Linked DNA regions of Homo sapiens: region 2 is linked to region 1. A link is a contact called in ENCODE Hi-C or POLR2A ChIA-PET data. All regions are on one chromosome and are shown on one strand. Each heading gives the region's core, a stretch centred on a gene start or an enhancer-like site at or near the end of the contact. The rest is flanking DNA. Distances are from core to core; before and after follow the strand shown.

What was found. Hi-C counts contacts between places; a loop is a spot of excess contacts on that map. ChIA-PET counts read pairs that join two places held with the same protein, here RNA polymerase II (POLR2A). Pooled maps may share reads with other maps.
Region 2: a map with no recorded cell type shows a loop between it and region 1 (13-fold over the local background). The contact joins the promoter of TMEM161A here to the promoter of FKBP8 in region 1. A Hi-C loop is called at or near these places in 1 of 37 single-sample maps with no recorded cell type and 6 of 50 pooled maps. POLR2A ChIA-PET finds 5 or more read pairs at or near these places in 2 of 52 experiments (WTC11 and activated T-cell).

What each region holds. Positions count from the first base shown.
Region 1 is chr19:18,542,323-18,546,675 of GRCh38, forward strand. FKBP8 (FKBP prolyl isomerase 8) reads right to left here and starts at 1,251. Exons shown (of 9, transcript NM_012181.5): 1 at 1,164-1,251. RefSeq lists a silencer at 1,067-1,496.
Region 2 is chr19:19,136,547-19,140,388 of GRCh38, forward strand. TMEM161A (transmembrane protein 161A) reads right to left here and starts at 1,932. Exons shown (of 12, transcript NM_017814.3): 1 at 1,880-1,932. The coding sequence starts at 1,882. RefSeq lists enhancers at 1,314-2,175, 1,660-1,869, 2,150-2,339 and a silencer at 1,930-2,009.

The sequences.
Region 1 (4,353 bases), core at 1-2,500:
TGCCCAAGGTCACAGAGAAAGCCAAAGGCCAAAGGAGGATTTGAACCTGGGGCTTCAGGCCCTGTGGCTTTGCCTGATTATAAGCTGAGCGAAGGGTGCTGGGATTTTTGTGGAGAGGACAGCCTCCGAGGCCTTAGGGAAGCCATTTTTAGAGCCTCTAAGGCCACTGGGGGAAATTGAATCTTTTACCAGGGCCTCCCACCTCCAGCCTCTTCTCCAAAGGGGAGACCCTCCCCAAAAGCACCAACTGTAATCACCCAGAAACCCCAAGCGTTTTTTCCTTCCACACTCTGAATCTAACACTATCCCCCACAACCCCAACATCAGGGACCCTGGCCCAAATCCTTCCCCAGGAGACCATCCTCCTCTCATCAGGCCTCGGTCCCACCCCCTCAAAGCAGCCTCCTTTCCAGGAGTGGTCGAGGTCCCACCACATTCTACAGCCTCTTCCTTGCCCCAGACCTCCTGAACCAATAACCAACCCCTCCGTCCCCCAGGCCCCAAGCTCAGAAGAGTGTGGCACAGCCATCAAACCAGCCCGCCGCATCCCCTCCCTAACCCTCACCTGCCTGCTCCTCCCGGGCTCGGAGCCCCACTTTGAGAGACCCTCCCAGCCCCCACCCCCATAATTCCCCGCGCCCGCACAATTCGGCCTCCCCTCCCACCCCCCACCCCAACCACCACCGCCCCCAGCACGGGCCAGCTCCCCCCACAGCCGCTCCGTCTCGCCGTAAACACTCCAGTGTCCCCAGACGCCCCCCCCTTTCCGATCCCATAACACCCCACGCTCTCCTGACGCCCCACAGCCCCGGCCGGGCCCTCAGTCAAGCCGCGACCCAGGCCCCCAACGACCCACGCCTGTCTGACGCCACCAGTCTGGGGCACCCGACCCCCGCACGCCTCGGGCGCCCCTGGCCCTGCACGCCTCCATCGGGACCCCCCCACTGGATCCCCTTTGCCCCCAGTGACCCCCATCCCTGGCCACCCCCGCCCGGCCGCGCCCCCTCGGGCACCCCCGACCCCCGTGCCCCCCCGGCTCGCCACCCCCGCGGCCCCTCGCCCCGCCCATCGGCCGCAGCCCCCGGCGCGCTAGCCCCCGGACCAGCCTAGGCCAGGGCAGCGGCCCGGCCGGCACGGCGCCCCCAGCACCCCAGGACACTTGCCTCTGGCTCCGGGACCCCCACTTGGGGTCCTGCGCCCCCCTCCCCGCCCCCAGCCGCGGCCGCCGCGCCTCGGGAACCAGGTTCGGCCGCTTGGCCCCGCCCCTGCCGTGCCCATTGGCCGCCGCTGCCGCGACTGCCGCACCCGTTGGCTCATGCAGACGTCCGTCCCGGGCGTTGGCACCTCCCCCTTCCTGCTTGGCCCCGCGGGGCGTTCTTAAAGGGACCGAAGCCTCCCGGCTGCTGGGGCTGGGGCGGGGGCTGGGGCGGGGGCTGGGGCGGGGGCTGGGGCGGGGGCGGGGGACCCTGGGCTGGACCCCAACACGGGTCAGTATCGCGCAGCCTGTGCGACTCCTGCCTCTCCTCTGAGCTTCATCCTGACCATCTGCGAAATGGGGATAAACACCCCCATCTATGCACTCTCACCTTGGGGGCTGCTGGGGGCACAGTCCACTCTAAATGTTATTTCCTTAAAGAGTTCAAGCTTGACGGGCAGGGCAGCTCTGGGGTTGCTGAATGACCCATCCTGAAGCCTTAGTTACAGAAGTGAACCTGAGGGCCTGAGGAGGAGTGACGTGCCCAAAGGCATACAGAAACCTCCCTCCCATCCCCCACACAGTTTAATGTCTAGAAGGTTGCCTGGTGCATACTGGAGGCGCTCGATTACTGCTGCGCAGGCGACTGAGCCAGCAGGGCCACTGGGAGGAGTTCCTCCTCTATGCACTGTCTGCTGGAGGGTGATAAGGTCCCCATGGCTCGGGAAGAAGGTGGCATCCTTGATTAGCTAAGTTTTTGTGGATCTTGTTTTGAAACCGGGACACTTCTCCCTCCTTCACTCAGTTTTATTTCCTTCCTAGCAGTTACTCCTTCCAGAATTATCTTGTCATTATTTTGCTTGTGGTTGGAGGGACCATCCCTCACTCTGCTTCATCCTGGCAGAGATTTTTACCTGATTTGTACCCAGCACCTCCTTGAACCATGCCTGGCATCTATAGAAGCTCAATAAATGGGTAGGTGGATGGATGGATGGATGGATGGATGGATGGATGGATGGATGAGTCAGACACCAGCTTTTGGAGGTAGCTATCATGGAGGTGGTAACTGGCTTTTTGGAGATCACTTCTAAGGTTGGAGTTCCCAGGTTACCTCCTACAGGAAGCCCTCCCAACCTCCCCAAGGCAAGACCAGGTGCCCCCTTTAGCTGTCTTGGCACAATGAAGTTGATGAACGTCCACTTCATAACTAGTTTACTTGGGTTTTTTGTTTGTTTGTTTGTTTTTGTTTTTTGAGAAGAAGTTTCACTCTTGTTGCCCAAGCTGGAGTGCAATGGCGCAATCTCAGCTCACCGCAACCGCTGCCTCCCAGGTTCAAGCGATTCTCCTGCCTCAGCCTTCCAAGTAGCTGGGAGTAGAGGCATGCACCACCATGCCTGGCTAACTTTGTATTTTTAGTAGACACGGGATTTCTTCATGTTGGTCAGGCTGGTCTCAAACTCCCGACCTCACGTGATCCGCCCACCTCGATGTACCAAAGATTACAGGCATGAGCCATCGTGCCTGGCCTTTTTTTTTTTTTTCTTTCTCTTTTTTTTTTGAGACAGAGTCTCTCTCTGTCGCCAGGCTGGAGTGCAGTGGCGCGATCTCGGCTCACTGCAACATCCACCTCCTAAGTTCCAACGATTCTCCTGCTTCAGCCTCCTGAGTAGCTGGGACTACAGGCACCCGCCACCATGCCCAGCTAATTTGTATATTTTTAGTAGAGACAGGGTTTCACCATGTTGGCCAGGATGGTCTGGAACTCCTGACCTCATGATCTGCCTGCCTCGGCTTCCCAAACTAGTTTACTTATATCTCTGCCTTTTTTTTTTTGAGATAGGGTCTTACTTTGAAACCCAGGCTGGAGTGCAGTGGCACGATCTCAGATCACTGCAACCATGTCTATCTCCTGGGCTCACGCAATCCTCCTGCCTCAGCCTCCTGAGTAGCTGGGCCCACAGGTGCACCATCATGTCCAGCTAATTTTTTTTTTTTTTTTTGAGACAGAGTCTCGCTGTGTAGCCCAGGCTAGAGTGCAGTGGCGCAATCTCGGCTCACTGCAAGCTCCGCCTCCCAGGTTCACACCATTCTCCTGCCTCAGCCTCCCAAGTAGCTGGGACTACAGGCGCCTGCCACCATGCCCGACTAATTTTTTGTATTTTTAGTAGAGTCAGCGTTTCATCGTGTTAGCCAGGATAGTCTCGATCTCCTGACCTTGTGATCTGCCCACCTCGGCCTCCCAAAGTGCTGAAATTACAGGCGTGAGCCATCGCGCCCGGCCCAATGTTTATATTTTTTGTAGAGATGGGGTTTCCCCATGTTGCCCAGGCTGGTCTCGAACTCCTGGGCTCAAGCAATCCTCCCACTTTGGCCTCCCAAACTGTTGGGATTATAGGCGTGAGCCACTGCTTTGATTTACCTCTGCCTTGCCCTCTACACTGGCAGAGCCCCAAAGTCTGGGAAGGCTTTGTTCTTTCTCATTGTTATAGCTCTGAGGCTTGCACAGTGCCTGCCACAAAAGGTAGTGGTGGGGTCTCACGGAAATCACTGAGGAAGGAAGGGAGGTTAAAGGTGGTAGCATAGCAGAGCTATGTAAGAAATCACCTGGAGGGCTGGGTGCGGTGGCTTATGCCAGTAATCCCAGCACTTTGGGAGGCCGAGGTGGGTGGATCACCTGAGGTCAGGAAATCTAGACCAGCCTGGCCAACATGGTGAAACCCCGTCTCTACTAAAAATACAAAAATTAGCCGGGTATGGTGGTGCATGCCTGTAATCTCAGATACTGGGGTGGCTGAGGCATGAGGACTGCTTGAACCCCAGGGGTGGAAGTTGCAGTGAGCAAGACCCAGTCTCAAAAACAGCCTTTGGGAGGCTGAGGCAGATGGTTCACCTGAAGTCAAGAGTTCGAGACCAGCCTGGCCAACATGGTGAAACCTGTCTCTGCGAAAAATACAGAAATTAGCCGGGTGCGGTGGCACATGCCTGTAATCCCAGCTACTTGGGAGGTTGAGGCAGGAGAATCGCTTGAACCCGGGAGGCAGATGTTGCAGCGAGCCAAGATCACGTCACCGTACTCCAGCCTGGGCAACCTAAGCCTGGGTAACGTAGTGAGAGCCTGCCTCTACAGAATATTAATTAATTAATTTGGAGACACAGTC
Region 2 (3,842 bases), core at 682-3,181, 590 kb after region 1:
TTGGGAGGCTGAGGCAGCAGAATTGCTTGAACCTGGGAGGCAGAGGTTGCAGTGAGCCGAGATTGTGCCACTGCACTCCAGCCTGGGCAACAGAGTGGGACTCTGTCTCAAAACAAAATAATAATAATAATAAAATAAAAATACATAAAATAACAGACTAATAGGACATTTTCTCTGTACCTGTGACTTGTAAACTGAGACCAGAAATCTTTTTTCAGTAATGAGGTTGGTGGCGGCATCTTTCTCATCTCTAAGTCCTCATTGCTCGCCCTCCCCGGGACCCTAGTGCAGACTGGCTGGCTGGCACTTAGGGACCATGAGTGCCAGCCCATGGGCCCCTGCAAGCCAGTGGGTCAGGGCTGTTGAAGCCCCACCCTTCCCCTAGGACCCTGCCCTCCCACCCCCCAGTCTGTTTTTCTCCTCTCTCTCCGACCTCTCTCCTGTGACCTGCCAGGGTTTTAACCACCCAATCAGCCAGCCCATCAAAACCTCAGCACGGTGACACCTCCAGCCCAGACCTCTCTGCTGAGCTCAACCAGTAGCCTCCTCCAGGCTCTCCTGGGAGACCCTAGCACTCACCCATCATCCCATACCCTTCCAGGTGGTTCAGGCCCTTCCCAGTCTCACAGTCAGCCCCCAACTTGGTTCTGCACCCTGCAGGCATAGCTAGAGACCATCCCTCCACCTCCCCACAGCTCAGCTCTCTCCTCAGCCCTCCCTGCACCCAACCACTGGAGTCTCAGAGGTCTTCCTGGACCTTTGGGCTCTTCATCAATGACCCCACCACCCCCCAAAACCCCCCAAGGGAAAAGGTGGTGGAGGGGTGCATCTCTCCACCTAAGGCTCCCAGAGGTCTGTCCAGGGATGTTCTGATGGCCCTGCCCTCCACCCAGCCTCCTGTCTCAGGGTCAGGGCTCTGCAGACATCTGCAAGAATTTTCTGGAGTCTTCCATCAGCTCCTTCTTTTCCCTTCACTGGATTTACGATTCTCGAACTCAAGAACCCTGATAAAATCAATGCAGCCTCCCTCCTCATTCCCGGGAGCCTGTGCCTTCATCTCCTACGGCGTCCTGCACCTCCGCCTGGGACGACGCCCCACTTTCAATAATTCCGGCCATCAGTGCCCTTCCTTCAGGGCCATCTCCAGCGCCCCTCCTCGGGGATGGTCCCAGGCAGAGACCCTCCAGTTCCACGTCCCTCTCTCTGCCCAGGCCGGTCCCGTCAGGGTTGTGGGAGTCCCCCATCTCCCTGCACCAGCCTGACCCCCAGGGGCTGGGCTAAGTTTTAAGAACACACTCAATAGGTTGGACCCAGAGCCGCGTGAGACCTGAAGGTTCCAACTTTCCTGTCTCCCACTCTGAGAACCTTGCCCGCCCTGAGGCCAACCAGACCTCCTGAGTCCACCTCCCACGGCCTCCCCTGCCCGTTCCACACACCCCGATATAGCAGGGACCCCCGATGGATCCTGTCGGCGCGGCCCCCACGCTCCTGCAGGACCCCCGTCCCCAGAGTGGACCCCCAACAGGACCCCACACCGCCTTAACCAGGTTCCAAATGTGCTGGGGTCCCCAGTCCCCTCTGTGGGACCACGACCCCTCAAAAGGATCCCAGACCCCTAAAAGGTCTCGAGGGCAGAATCCCCAGAACGCTTAGGGGCTTCTAGTCCCCCTGGGTACAACTCCCGCCGACTCCCTCGGAGGTCCTGTAGCGAGAGCAGGGCTCCCAGAGAGGGACACACGGCCTTCAGCGTGCCCCCGAATCCCTCAGAGCCTCCAATCCCCAAGAAGAAACCCCAATCCATTCCCTCAGTGTCTCCCTGGACCCCTTCGGCTGGACCTCGGCCCTGCAGAACCCCCCACTTCGCGGGACGCTCGCTCACCATGACGCGTGCGAGAACGCGGTGCACTCACCCACCGGCCTAGGGCTCCGGGCACTCTGCGGAAACTCGACCAATTAGAGCCCGACTCTGGTCTGACGAGCATCCCGTCCGACCAATCAGTGTGTCTTGAGCCGGCAAATCACCAGGGACGAGGAGGCCGCTCGCGTTGCATGCCGGAAATTGTAGTTCAGATACGCTGGTTCGGATCGATCAAAGTGAAGATTGTGTCTGGGAGGCCTGCGTGGCCGACCTCTCTTAAGGCTTAGTTTTCTCTTTCCTACACTTATCTCAAAGGTTTGCAGCGAAAGCATTTATTCCCACCTAAGGGACATTTCTGAGAGTAGAATTCCCTCCCCCCATCAAGAACATTCAATGGCTCCCACTTAGTAGACGAAGTACTTAGTACTCCTAAGTACTAAGTAGGCTAAGTACTCAGACTGAATTCAGACCCTTCTGCCTGACTTAAATCTGCTGCTAGCACTATTGTGCACCCTATAGTACAACTTGCACCCACCATGCTGTCTCATACCTCCAGGCCTTTGTAAATATCCTACATCTTGCAATGCCTTCAAGAATGCCTCAATCTTAAAATAAAAACAAAACAAAAGCAAAAAAGAATGCCTCAATCTTTTTCACCTGGCAAGTGCCTTATTCATCTCTATCAGCTAGGACTCTGGCTGTGCTCCACAAAATATCAACTAACATGGGTTCAAGCAAAAAAGGAAAATTTTTGGCTCATGTGACAGAAAATACTAGCCATAGTGTCAGCTTCAGGCGTGGCTGGATCAAGGACCAAATGTCAGCTTCAGGGATCTGATGTTCTTTATTTCACCGCTAGGAGGAAAGGGCTTCTGGTGTTTGTGCCCCGGTTTTGCCATTTGTCTTTCTGTGGATGAGTGTGTCTGCCTGAGTGTAGACATATATTGGGTATGACTGAGTGTCTGAGCATCTTTATGGGGGTGGGTTCCTGTGTGTGGGGCCTGAGTAATTACCTTTTCGTTTTTACATTTTATTATGTATTTGTGTATTAATTTTTTTTTTTCTTGAGACGGAGTTTCGCTCTTGTTGCCCAGGCTGGAGTGAAATGGTGTGATCTTGGCTCACCGCAACTTCCGCCTCTTGGGTTCAAGTGAGTCTCCTGCCTCAGCCTCCCGAGTAGCTGGGATTACAGGCATGCACCACCACGACTGGCTAATTTTGCATTTTTAGTAGAGATGAGGTTTCTCCATGTTGATCAGGTTGGTCTTGAACTCCCGACTTGAGGTGATCCGCCCACGTCGGCCTCCCAGAGTGCTGAGATTACAGGCGTGAGCCACCGGGCCTGGTTTATATTTTATTTTTTTAACTTTCGGCTGGCAAGTGCTGAATCCTAAGCGCACTATCGCACGCCACCTCGTGGTGGAGGGCAAAAGCGCAGTCTCCCTGGGATGGAGAAGTCAAACCAGTCTCACTTGTGGCCCTGGGGGCTCCCAGCCTTAGAAAGCGGCCCATAGTTTTATGGACCTCACACTGGGTGCTTAGCCTGTGGGCACTAACATCAGGGACTGGCCTGACTTCTTGTCCACCGTGAGGGTGAGATCCAAAGGCTGGGAAGGCTCTTTCTCTCTGGCCATGCCTCAGTTTCCCCCAGGGTACCCGCTACCTTGACCCTTTTCCTCTTGCTCAGTCCCTGGCCCTGGTCTGGATGTGCGGGGTTGGGGTGCCAGTGAGTAGGTAGGTCTTCAGCCCATGTGGAAGGAAGGCCAGGATCATTGTCGGGGAGGTCCTCAGAACAGAAGGGTGGGTAACTGGCTGAAGAGTTTGCATCATCTGTGCATGTAGCAGTGGCGCTGCTGGAGGTGGCAGGAGCTGCATGCTCAGCTGGACCTCCACAGCCATTGATCACTGCCATGAGGACCGTGGCTCACCCCTCCTGAGTGGGGAAGGGACAGAAGGGACCAGGTGGGAAGTGTTGAAGACTTGA